2 separate regions of the Homo sapiens genome follow, and region 1 is linked to region 2. A link is a contact called in ENCODE Hi-C or POLR2A ChIA-PET data. All regions are on one chromosome and are shown on one strand. Each heading gives the region's core, a stretch centred on a gene start or an enhancer-like site at or near the end of the contact. The rest is flanking DNA. Distances are from core to core; before and after follow the strand shown. Region 1 holds the start of FLJ42393 (a long non-coding RNA gene). Region 2 overlaps LPP (LIM domain containing preferred translocation partner in lipoma).

Evidence for each region. A loop is a pair of places that touch in the nucleus more often than their neighbours do. ChIA-PET counts read pairs that join two places held with the same protein, here RNA polymerase II (POLR2A). Pooled maps may share reads with other maps.
Region 1: a map of PC-9 shows a loop between it and region 2 (2.2-fold over the local background). The contact joins the promoter of FLJ42393 here to the enhancer-like site in region 2. A Hi-C loop is called at or near these places in 5 of 168 maps with a recorded cell type or tissue (Calu3, PC-9, cardiac septum and 2 more) and 10 of 50 pooled maps. POLR2A ChIA-PET finds 5 or more read pairs at or near these places in 6 of 52 experiments (AG04450, IMR-90, WTC11 and 2 more).

Annotation. Positions count from the first base shown.
Region 1 is chr3:188,177,114-188,183,134 of GRCh38, reverse strand. FLJ42393 (a long non-coding RNA gene) reads right to left here and starts at 4,592. Exons shown (of 1, transcript NR_024413.1): 1 at 2,327-4,592. All of the region lies in intron 1 of LPP (LIM domain containing preferred translocation partner in lipoma), which reads right to left. RefSeq lists an enhancer at 3,216-3,828.
Region 2 is chr3:188,259,280-188,264,770 of GRCh38, reverse strand. The region is part of intron 2 of LPP (LIM domain containing preferred translocation partner in lipoma); the gene reads right to left. Among named protein-coding and RNA genes, the nearest start is that of FLJ42393, 83 kb to the right of the region's middle. Within about 2 kb of position 1,595, at least 19 of the 41 ENCODE cell types and tissues checked have a DNase peak (open chromatin) inside an H3K27ac peak, as active enhancers do; they include PC-9, psoas muscle and tibial artery, where a contact is called at or near this core.

The DNA of each region.
Region 1 (6,021 bases), core at 3,343-5,842, 85 kb after region 2:
CACCCCAACACTGCAGGTCAGAAGCAGCTCAGGTAATGTGAAGTGTGTCCTCAGGCAGATAGTACAAAATCTAGGTCTGGCCTTGCTATTAAATTTATGTGACCTTGGGATGCTCATTGACCTCTTTGGGCCTCACCTTTCTCATCTGTACAATAGGATGCTGGCCTAGACCATTGGTTTTTCACCAGCAATGTACAATGGAAACACTGAGGGAATTTTCTCTAAGTACTCTTGACCAGGTCTACTTCTCAGAGATTTTGATTCTAGACTGGAGTAAGGGCTGGGCATGTGTGTGTATGTATATTATATGTACATATATTATATATGTGCATATATTGTATATGTACATATATTATATATGCACATATATAATATATGTACATATATGTATATATATTATGTGCATATGTTATATATATATATTCAATTCTTTAGCTGGTTAAAAATCACTGGACTTAAAGATCCCTATGTTCCCTTCAGCAAACACCATCATGTCTCACCCTTGGAAGAATGTGTGTAAAGAGCTGGGCACAGGACTTGGCACATAGCAGGTGCTAATTAAATATTTGCTCCCTCCTCTATCTATCACAACCACTCCCAGCCAAAAACAATGGCAGCCACATAGGTCTCACTAGGCCAGATGGCAGCTGGTGCTGTATGTGAAACAAATTGTGTCAGTCAATTAAGGAATACCCATGGTCTAGTCACAGGAAGTTCCGACCAATGAAAAGAACGAGGTAGGGATGACTATAAATAAGTACATGATGAATATAGCAGAGGTGAGCTCTACAGTAATGCTTCTCAAACTTTCAGCAACACCTAAAGACATAGATTCTGGGGTGAGACCGAGAGTCTCCACTGGTAACAAGTGCTAAGTGATACTGATGCTGCTGGCCCAAGGAGCAAGCCTGGAGTTGCAATCTAAATGTAGGCATTGTGAAGGGATAAACTTGCAGCCTAAGGCAATCGTTCCACACAGATTTGCTGAGCATCTATTAAGCACCACTCAGGAAATGTGCTGAGGCTGGAAAGACTCACGAGGAGTTAGACTTAAGAAAGAGACATCTCAGCAAATACTCGCAATAAAATGTGCCTTAAATTCTATATCAGAGATCTGGCCAAAGTGCTGTGGGCATCCCAGCAGAAAGCCAGTAATTATATCTGGGTTGCCTAAAACAGAAAACTATGAGGACGCTGATGAAGTAGTTAAATTGTGGAAGAGAACAATTACAAAACAGTATGTACATGGCCAGGTGCAGTGGCGTGCACCTGTAGTCCCAACTACTTGGGAGGCTGAGGCAGAAGAATTGATTGAGCCCAGGATTTCCAAGGCTGCAGTGAGCTATGCTCATGCCACTGTGCTCCAGCCTGAGCAACAGAGAGTGACCCTGTCTCTAAAAAGTAACCAATTAATTTTTTAATTAATTAAATTAAATAAATTTTTAAACATTGCTTTCAAAGTATGTACAGAATTGCTCCACTTTTGAGGCTAGAACCAGGTGGGAAAACTGATATTTATACAGCTTACTAGCGAGAAATAATTTTTCTATAGTTAAAAGAATCTTGAAGCAGCAGCGGAAACAAGAGGAGGAGGAGACAGAGACCATGTATGGCCTGCAAGGCCTAAAATATTTACTACCCAGTCCTTTACAGAAAATGTTTGGCAACCTGTAGGGTAGAAAGATAGATACACAGATACAATTATGTAGCAAATTTCACACTGGCTGTTGCAAATGACTGCAGGTGGTTTTTATTTTCTTCTTCTTTTTTTTTTTTTTTTTTGAGACGGAATTTCACTTTGTCACCCAGGCTGGAGTGCAGTGATACAATCTCAGCTCACTGCAACCTCTGCCTCCCGGATTCAAGCAATTCTCCTGTCTCAGCCTCCTGAGTAGCTGGGATTACAGGCATGCGCTACCAAGTCCAGCTAGTTTTTGTATTTTTAGTAGAGACGGGGTTTCACCATATTGGCCAGGCTGGTCTCGAATCCCTGACCTCGTGATCCGCCCACCTCGGCCTCCAAAAGTGCTGAGATTACAGGCATGAGCCACCGTGCCAGGCCTATTTTCTTCTTTGTGCTTTTTCATGTTTCTGTGTTTCTCCAGAGACAACATGTTCTCTCTGAAACTAAGGGTGAAAAAGTTACTGTCCTTTGTGCAAGGCATTTCAAATTCTAATAATCTACCTTAGAAAATAATCATAGGTGCAGACAAAGAATTTTGTTAAGAAGGATGTTCGTCACAGTGCTATTTATAATGATGAAAAATTAGAATTATGGTATATTCTTAAGATGAAACAGCATACAGCCATTCAAAATTACATGTACAAACAATTCTTAATGCCATGAGAAGCTGCTTGTGCTGTATTGTTAGGTGAAGTGGCAAGATATGAAAATGTTTATATAGTAATATTTAGTCAGTAAAATGCAAATGCACATAAAATCATGAAAAGCACCACTAAAGAAAGAATATTAGAAACGTAAACAATGCTTGTGTCTAAATAGTGATTTATGAGTGATGCTCATTTTCTTTATACGGTTCCATATTTTTGAAATGTGTTACTATGACTAGGTCCTACACTTATAACACAAAAATACCACACATAGTAAGTTCAGGTTTGTTTTTGCCTTAAGTCTTCTTGAGGGAATATAAGGAGGTTCAAGAAAGAGGAGACAGAACATTCCCCAGACAGAAACAAAGGGGAAGGGCCCTTGGGCCATCAGGGCAGCATGTGCTAAGACACAGAGGCTGCAAGAGAGTGGGACCAGGGACACACTCAGAGTAGCAAGCACAGAGCATGACTGGCAGGGGACAGCCATAGCAAATCCTGGAAACAGAGGTGAGGTCAGACGAGAGCAGGGCAAGGTGGGCACGGTGAGGGATTCTGCCCACAGGCTACGGGAGGCAGTGAGTGAGAAGGCAAGAAGCCAGCTGGGAAGCCGAAGGACAAATGCCTTCCCAGACACCTTAAATAAAAGCAGAGTCAGGGAGCGCGGAAGCCCACGCCAGGGAGAGCAGGAAGATAGTTAAGTGTCTTACACTCATTGCCATTTACAAAATGGTTCTCCTTAATTTTCTTCAAACAAGGCTATGCATATATTGGTGTCTGGAAATGAAATTAATTAGTAAATCAAATCAATACATTCTTATTGGCCAAGCATCACTCACGATCCCTTCTGACTTCATCCTAAAAGTGGACCCAACCAACAACCCCCTATGTTGCTTCACAAGTAATTTCTGACCAGTCAGGCACAGATGCCATGCAAAAGACAAGGCCTCAAGGTGCCATTATCTGTCAAATGGACCCAAGGCAGGATGAGGCTGAATGAAAGAGGAGGAAGAGGAAGAAAGGCTCACTCAGGGGGAGAGGGGAAGCTGCTGCAAGCTAACTACTGCTCTCACTGACTCAGGATGCCCATTTCTCACAACCAGAGGCCACAGTTTTGGAGCAGACAAGAGACTGCAGAGAGGCTTGCTGAAGCTCACTCCACGGCTGGATTCCTGGCAGGATGAGAAATGGAGTTCTAGTAAACTAGAAGGAATGCTGCTGGCAGGAGACAGACCTCTCGAGAGGGCTTTAAATGGAAATATGAGAGCACGAGAGGAACTCTAAGTGTAGAAAATGCACTGGGCAAACAAGCGTGTCGCAGATGTGGGCGCCCCAGAAGGGAAGGAGCTCTGGAGTCACAGGGGACCCAAAGGACAGAATGTCAGGTGGCCCTCCAAGCCCGCAGGTGGCAATGGGAACAAGGCGGGAAATGAACTGGAGAGCTGAAGGCGGGGGCCTAGGAGGAGGCCGCAGAGCTGTGATGAAGGGCTGCTCATCAGAGGCACATGCACGGGTCAGATAAAGAAGCTCCGCTGCGAAGACAGGGGGCAATGCAAGGCCACAGCCGAAGATTCCATGCATGCTCTTCACGGTGGCAAATTCAAAAGCCTTGGAGGGCAGCATGCTTCTATGATAATAGGGAATGGGGGCCGGGGGGAATATGTAGACCCCATATCAATGCTCTCAAAACCTCTCTCTCTCTCTCTCTCTCTGTCTCTCTCCCTCCCTCTCTCTTGCTCACTCTCTCTCTCTCTCTCTCTCTCTCTCTGTCTCTCTCCCTCCCTCTCTCTTGCTCACTCTCTCTCTCTCTCTTTGTCGTGCTCTCTCTCTCCCTCTCTCTCCCACTCCCCACCTCTGGCCTAATATACCTGCATGTCCACAGAGGCACCAATCTGCAATGATGATGGACTCTCTCACCCACCCTGCTACTAGGAAACTTCTTCCATATATCATAAACAGAGACCAGTATTACAATACTTCACCCACTGCGCCAATTTGGCTTTCATGTCTGTTTCCTGTGTCGATCACAACATCCTAGACAGCCCAAACAAGGCTTTATTCACCTCTAGTCCCCGGTCCCTGGAACAGCAGACAATAAATAAGGAATCAACAAGTGTCCTTCACTGCCGCACACATTGGCTGTGAATATCCTTTTGCAAAGTGCAGAACATCTGAAAGATTCTCACATTGACTAAACAACAGTGTGACCTGAAGTTAAGAGAACCATAAAGGTAAATGATTGCTAGAAGTTTAATTCCAAACAAGGAAGAGCAATTTGATGCAATGGGCAGAAGACAAACATTGGGAGAATGAGAACGTATCCTCTTGAGTTGTGATGTGAACAAACAGAGATTCCAAGATCTTGCAAAAGCGAACAGTCAGCAACCAGCATGGTGCTTAGAGTAGTCCCTGGGCAACAGAAAAAAAACAGATAAATGAAGAAACATGGACAATCACCCTACCTGGGTCTCAGCGTGAGGAGGAGAACTAGGACTTCCAGACAGAAAAGAGGAGAAGCATGAGGAGGGGGCTGGGAAAGACATTTCCCTGTGGGCATGTGGTGCCCTCCACTGGGGCCAGAATTCCCAACCTGCCTCACTCTCCCCATCTGTGAAATTGGCTGATTCCCTGAGGTCCCTCCCAGCACTGACTATCAAGTGACAGAGAACCTAGAAACTCCAGGAGCTCCATCAGAGCCCTGACTACCTGTCCAAGTGAGACTGTGGGAGCCTCACTCTTCTCACACCTGTAAACTGAGGGTGCTGCAGTGTCAGCTATATCAACACTCCCAAGTATGCCTTTGCCAAAACCTCTATGGATGAGAAAGGAAAAGAGCATGTATGGAATTGGCCAGGGCTTAGAACCATCTTGAACATGACACACTTATGCACATCGTCACATCTTCCCAGCATCCCTGTCCCACCTCGGGCAGCAACTGTCAAAGTTCTGCCCCCAGGATGACCTCCCAGAGTCCTCAGGGCAGCTCCATCTCTCCAGCCCTCATTCCTTTCCAGCTCTTTGGTGTTTCCCTGTAATAAAAACACTGTGCACTTCTCTTTTCATGTTTTAACCATGAAGTGCCTTCCTCCAGACAAGTACTTTAATCCTTACTCCAGTCAGAATAGGTAACATCAGCATAATTACCATCATTACTCCCATTTTACAGAGGAGAGGGCTGAGGCTCACGTAAGACCTAATCTTCATCTTCCCAGGGATCCTCCAACTCCTAGCCAGGCCTCTCCCAGCTCCTAAATCAATCATGAAAGACTACAGCAATCACATCCAGTACTTTTCTGATCTAGTGTCTTTGCCGCTAAATAAAGGCAGAAATCAAGGTGGCAGGATCAATCCTGTATTCAAATCACTGTACTGTCTGCCACCCTCCTATGCTGGTCCAGGGAGCAGAACTGAAAATGTGCCTCAAGGCCCCAATCCAAAACAGATGCCATCACCCTGGACAGATTCTCCAACCATGCTCCAAGACTGGTATCCATCTCACTTCAACCAGCCCTCCTTCCCAGGCCTGGGTCTGTCTACTGGCACAGGGGGACCCTGCCATGAAAATGAGGGCATCTCTACTGGATTGCAGGCGATCCCCTCGCTGGGCTGGCCCACCCATTCAACCATCACTGGACCACCCCCAGGCCTGCTACCCCTTCAGACACTCAGCCTCATACTGCCTAGCTCTTTCTA
Region 2 (5,491 bases), core at 346-2,845:
AAAAAAGGTGTTTGGGGGTGGCGAACAGGGGTGGGGAAGTGACCAGGACAATGACGAAAGAACGATTTGGCCTGTGTGCTGCTGGTCAGCTTTGGCAGGCCCTCACCCTCTGAACTTTCTCTCCAGAGAGTTATTTGACAAACAGAGTTTCAGAAAACAATTTTCACTTTCTTTCTCCAAACCCCACCTCCCTCCCCTACCTCATTTTAAAAATCAGCTCCAACCTCCTAAAGAGGAAAAGAAAAACTAAGACCCAATTCATTTTACATTTTATACCACTTAAGGAAAAACATTTCTCAGAGCAAATGCTTTATGATTCAGAGAATAACATATTCTCATCCCGTTTCCTTTGACTGCTACAGCTCTCCTCTCATTCCTGTCTTCTCCTTGCCTTTCTTCAACTTGGAAGTGGTTATTTGCCCTCAGATGTGGCCTCATAATTATTCCCATTCAAAATCTCTCTCTCTCTTTCTCTCTCCCTCTCTGTCTCTCTCTCTCTCACACACACACACAAAACTAATGTTTGTTCCTATTGTTCTTGCCTTCATTAGAAGGTAACAGATCTATAAAAGGTAGCATGTGCACTTACTCATTTTAAAGAAAGCTTAATAAGCACCTACTAATAAGCATCCTACTCTCCAGCTGTTTATATTCTAGGGGAGGAGATCAAACATGTCCAACACAAACTGCTCAGCAATGTCGAAGGTGATATGTACAAGACAGGCCTACATGACAGAGCTCACCTAGCTCTGGGAACTGTGGAAGGCTTCCTACATAATACACCTTGCACACAGTAGACCCTCCATAAAAGTCTGTTAAGGGGATGAATGAAGAACAAAATCAGTGAGGATTCACTTGAACATGGACTTAAAAGAATGCGTAAGATTTGGGCAAGCCAAAATGAGAACGCCAACAGTTTAGGAGTGAGAGTGACAGCTACAGGGAGGCAGGAAAATGAGAGGACGCTCCCAGCAATGACTAGAAAGAAGTCTGGTGCAAAAGAAAAATGCTATCAGTGATGGGTTAGAAAGGTACTTATTAAATGAGCTAAGAAAAAACTTTCTACGTGACGGATTATGAGCTAGTCACTGTTAAACCCTTTACAAATATTAACTTATTTAATTCTCACAATGACCCTATTCCTATTCCACAAATGAGGAAAGTGAGGAGCAGGGAGGTGCAGCAACCTCCCGGGGAAAGTGTTGCTTGGTGCTGGAGCAGCCTGGCTGCAAGGTGTGGCTCATAACAACTACCTTACTGTATCTCCACAGCCTATCAATGTCTGGGAGGACAGATCATAGAAAGCCTTAAATGCCAGATGGAGGAGTCCACGCTCTCTTCCATATGCAAAAGGAAGCAACTGAAGGTTTTGAGAGAGAAAATAATAGGGTTGGATTTAGGGAAGATGAATAATTTGGCATTTGTGTTGAAGTCTGACTGGAGCTGGTGAATGGATTAGCGCTTAAGTGATGAATCAACTCCAACATCACCCGCTACCCTCTGCCCCATCATACCCTCATAAATCACTGTGTCATTGTTATGTACATAGTCCAACAGGATATCCAGTAATTTTTCTGTGTACACTCAGACTCTGAAATTTGATTTGTATATTGGAATAGTTTGTTCCCATCTGATTTCCGGGCCGAGGATTCCATGGAGGGATGGCATGGCTGCAGTCAGCAGTGAATGGCCTCTTAGTCTAGCCGGAACACTCCAAGAGGCAGCATTGTACATGTACTGAATAGTCACAAAAATAGCTCAGCTAAAGGACACAGAAAAAAAAAAACTGCACTCTTTGGAGCTGACGTATTTTTCCTTTTCTCCCTCTGCCACTGTTTCTATGACCTAGTAAGGAGGCATCACTGTAGAATGGAAAAAGCACTGAACGAAAATTCAGGAGACCTGGGTTCGAGCACAGATTACCACTTTTTTTTTTTTAACATGATTTCAGACAAGTTCTAGATTTCAGTTTTCCTATCTGTAAAATGAGAGACTGATTCTTAACTCGAGTGATTTTTTTTCCCCGTGTGTGTGTGTGAGACAGAGAGAGAAAGACAGAGAGAGGAGAGAGGAGAGAGAGAAAGAAGAGGAGAAAGAGAACTGAGATAGAGTGAGAGACAGAGAAGAGAGAGAGACAAGAGAGAGAGAGAGATGAGGGGGTGTCAAAAATATACAAGTGCATTTGGGGTGAGATAAGTTTATTTTAAATCTTGAATCCTTTAAAAACGTTACATAAAATAGAGCTGAGAACTAGGTTACAGAGGGTGAGTTAAGATTTTAAAACTTGAGGTCTGATAGCAAAATGGACTTCTACAAATAAAATGTCACAGTAGTTAGCTGTAAGGGGTGGGATTACAGGTACAATCCTTTTCATTTTATAGTTTCCTGTATATTGAAAACCTATACATGAGTACATATTACTTTCACTGTTAAAAAAAAAAACACTATTTTCAATATCTATTTTATTATTAAGAATTTTAAGACTACCCATAATCGTGCTTGGTAGGGAATATCGGTAGAGTCAAGCAGCTCGTTGGCAATGTGAGATGCAGTCTCCTCATTTTTGTAAAGGAAAGGCAGGCTGGAGACCATCATCATCAACTCTGCACTGCCTCAAACCCCTTCGGGGTATATACCCTGGCTTCTAGATGTGTCCTCTTCCCACCAGCCTGGGAGAGAGCCGAATCCCATGCATTCGTCAACCCCAGCATGTAGCACAGTGCCTGCCACATCCTAAATACTTAGGCAACAGTTTCTAACTTAAGAAACAACCTTTCTAAGAACCACTACAGTAGGAAATGAAGATAATATTCAGTTATATCTAACGAACTGTGGTGCTTTTGTCTTTGTTTTATAGACAGAGTTGCACTCTGTGACCCAAGCTGAAGTGCAATGGCACCGTTCTAGCTCACTGCAGCCTTAAACTCCTGGGTTCAAGCGATCCTCCCACCTCCTCAGCCTCCTGAGTGGGTAGGACTACAGATATGTGCCACCACATCTAGCTAATATATATTTTTTTTTTTTTTGGAGAGACAGGGTCTCACTGTGTTGCCCAGGCTGGTCTCAAACCTTTGACCTCAAGCAATTCTCCTACCTTGGTCTCCCAAACTGCTGGAATTACAGGCATGAGCCACCATGTCCGGTCCCAAGAATTGTTTTTCCTTTTTTCATCATGAAGCTATATATGATTTAAATATAACAGTCACTTCTTTAAAAATTAGACTTTGAGTCTGAGCGAAAATCTATAGCTATTTAAAAGATGACAAATATCTGTATGTTGATTGACTTAAAATTTTTTCAAGGCATATTGCTGAGTGAAAAAAATAAATGATAGCACCTGCAGTAATTTACGTAAATTGTAAATGCCGTCATTCACATAAAAGTTGCATGTGTGTATGTGTGTGTGTGTGTCTGTGTAGAGAGAAAGAGAGACTCTAAAAAAGGTATTTTCCAAAACTTTAACAAGGATTATCACTACAGAATAGTCCCAGCTACTTAGAAGGCTGAGGTGGGAGGGTTGATTGAGCCCAGAAGTTCGCAGCTACAGTGAGCCATAATCGTGCTGCTGCATTCCAGCCTGGATGACAAAGGGAGATGCTGTCTCAAAAACAAACAATCTAGTAAGATTATTGTTTTCCTATTTGTACTTTTCTGCCTTGTTCAAATTGTCTTTAGTGCTCAGAAACATTTCTTTTTTTAACATGGAGTCTCGCTCTGTGGCCCAGGCTGGAGTGCAGTGACACTATCTCAGCTCACTGCAACCTCCGCCTCCCGGGTTCAAGGGATTCTCCTGACAGCCTCCTGAGTAGCTGGGACTACGGGATTCTCCTGACTCAGCCTCCTGAGTAGCTGGGACTACAGGCATGCACCACCACGCCCTGCTAATTTTTTTGTATTTTTAGTAGAGACAGGGTTTCACCAAGTTGGTCAGGCTGCTCTCAAACTCCTGACCTCAAACCATCTGCCCGCCTCAGCCTCCCAAAGTGCTGGGATTACAGGCGTGAACCACCGCGCCCAGCCCAGAAACACTTTCTTTTTAAACTTCGGTTCCTCTGATTTCATCTGGGATGGAGCTGTTCTCAAACAGCTGTTGTTGAGTCACAGTTGCCTTAAAAAACAACAACCAAGCATTGTGTAAATATAAGGTGCTCAATCGTTATGCAGCCATGAGGTCCTTCTTGGGGCTATAGCAATAGTGACAATTTCTATCTTGGTTTCTATCAGTGACAATAGTGACAATTTCTATCAGTGACAATGGTGATTAATAATAATAATAATAATAAACAGCCCACTTACTGGTCATACTGGCCTTGCCATAAGTCATTAAAAAAACAGAGGCAAATTCCTTTCTCCAAGCTCCAAGCACAAGACACCCCACATTATCGTTTTTGTTAAATAGGACAGGTTTCATTAATAATAGGTGGAAGTGGCCAGGCACAGTGGCTCACGCCTCTAATCCCAGCACTTTGTGAGGCCAAGGCAGGCGGATCACTTGAGGTCAAGAGTTCAAGACCAGTCTGGCCAACATGGTGAAACCCTGTCTCTACCAAAAATACAAAAATTAGCCGGACTTGGTGGTGGTGCATGCCTGTAATCCTAGCTACTTGGGAGGCTAAGGCAGGAGAATCGCTTGAACCTGGGAGGCAGGGGTTGCAGTCAGCCGAGATCGTGCCACTGCCTGGGTGACAGAAAGAGACTCTGCCTTAAAAATAAATAAATAAATAAATAAAATAAGAATAATAAATAGGTGAAAGTGATAGTGTTGATTTTTATTTTCTTCTTTAACCCTGTTTACAGTTTCTGAATTTTCTATGAGAATATATTGCCTTTATATTAAAAAAAAAAGAAGGTCATTTAAAGACATGTAAACAACCACCACCATAAATAAGCCAGGCTCTCCTTTCACTGAGTTTAAACATGAGCCTTCCTTACCAGTGAGCCTGCAGGGGATATTCTGTAACTAGGTCACCGGATTTTACGCCATCACAGTAGTCCTCTCCAAATGTTCACCAAAGCTACCAATAGCTCAAGAGATTAGCTTTGGACAACTGCTGAATTGAACAAAGTAACACATACACTGGGGGAAAAATAATTTAGGAAATGCCTACAATATTCTTGGCACAGCAGTAGATATCAAAATTAAGAAGAGGCTGCCCCACCCTGCAGAAGCTTACAGTAGTAGAAGGGGAGAAATTATATACATGCATAAATAAGAATACCTTGAGGTACAATGTGAGAAGTTCTACAAGTGTTCCTGCTCAATGCAGTGTGGAAGTTCTAGGAAAGGAAAGATTATTTCTAGCTGCTGGAAGGACAAACAGCTTCAGGACAGAGTTAATGTCTCAGCAGGATCGGGCAGATCCCACACCAGGGTATAGTTCATCTGGCTGGTGCCCAAGAATGGTAAAGAGTGGCCTTAATTAGAGCAAGAGAGACTGGTGTCAGGTGTGGGGTGAACACTCAATGTCATGCTGGGGAATTTGGGTGTATT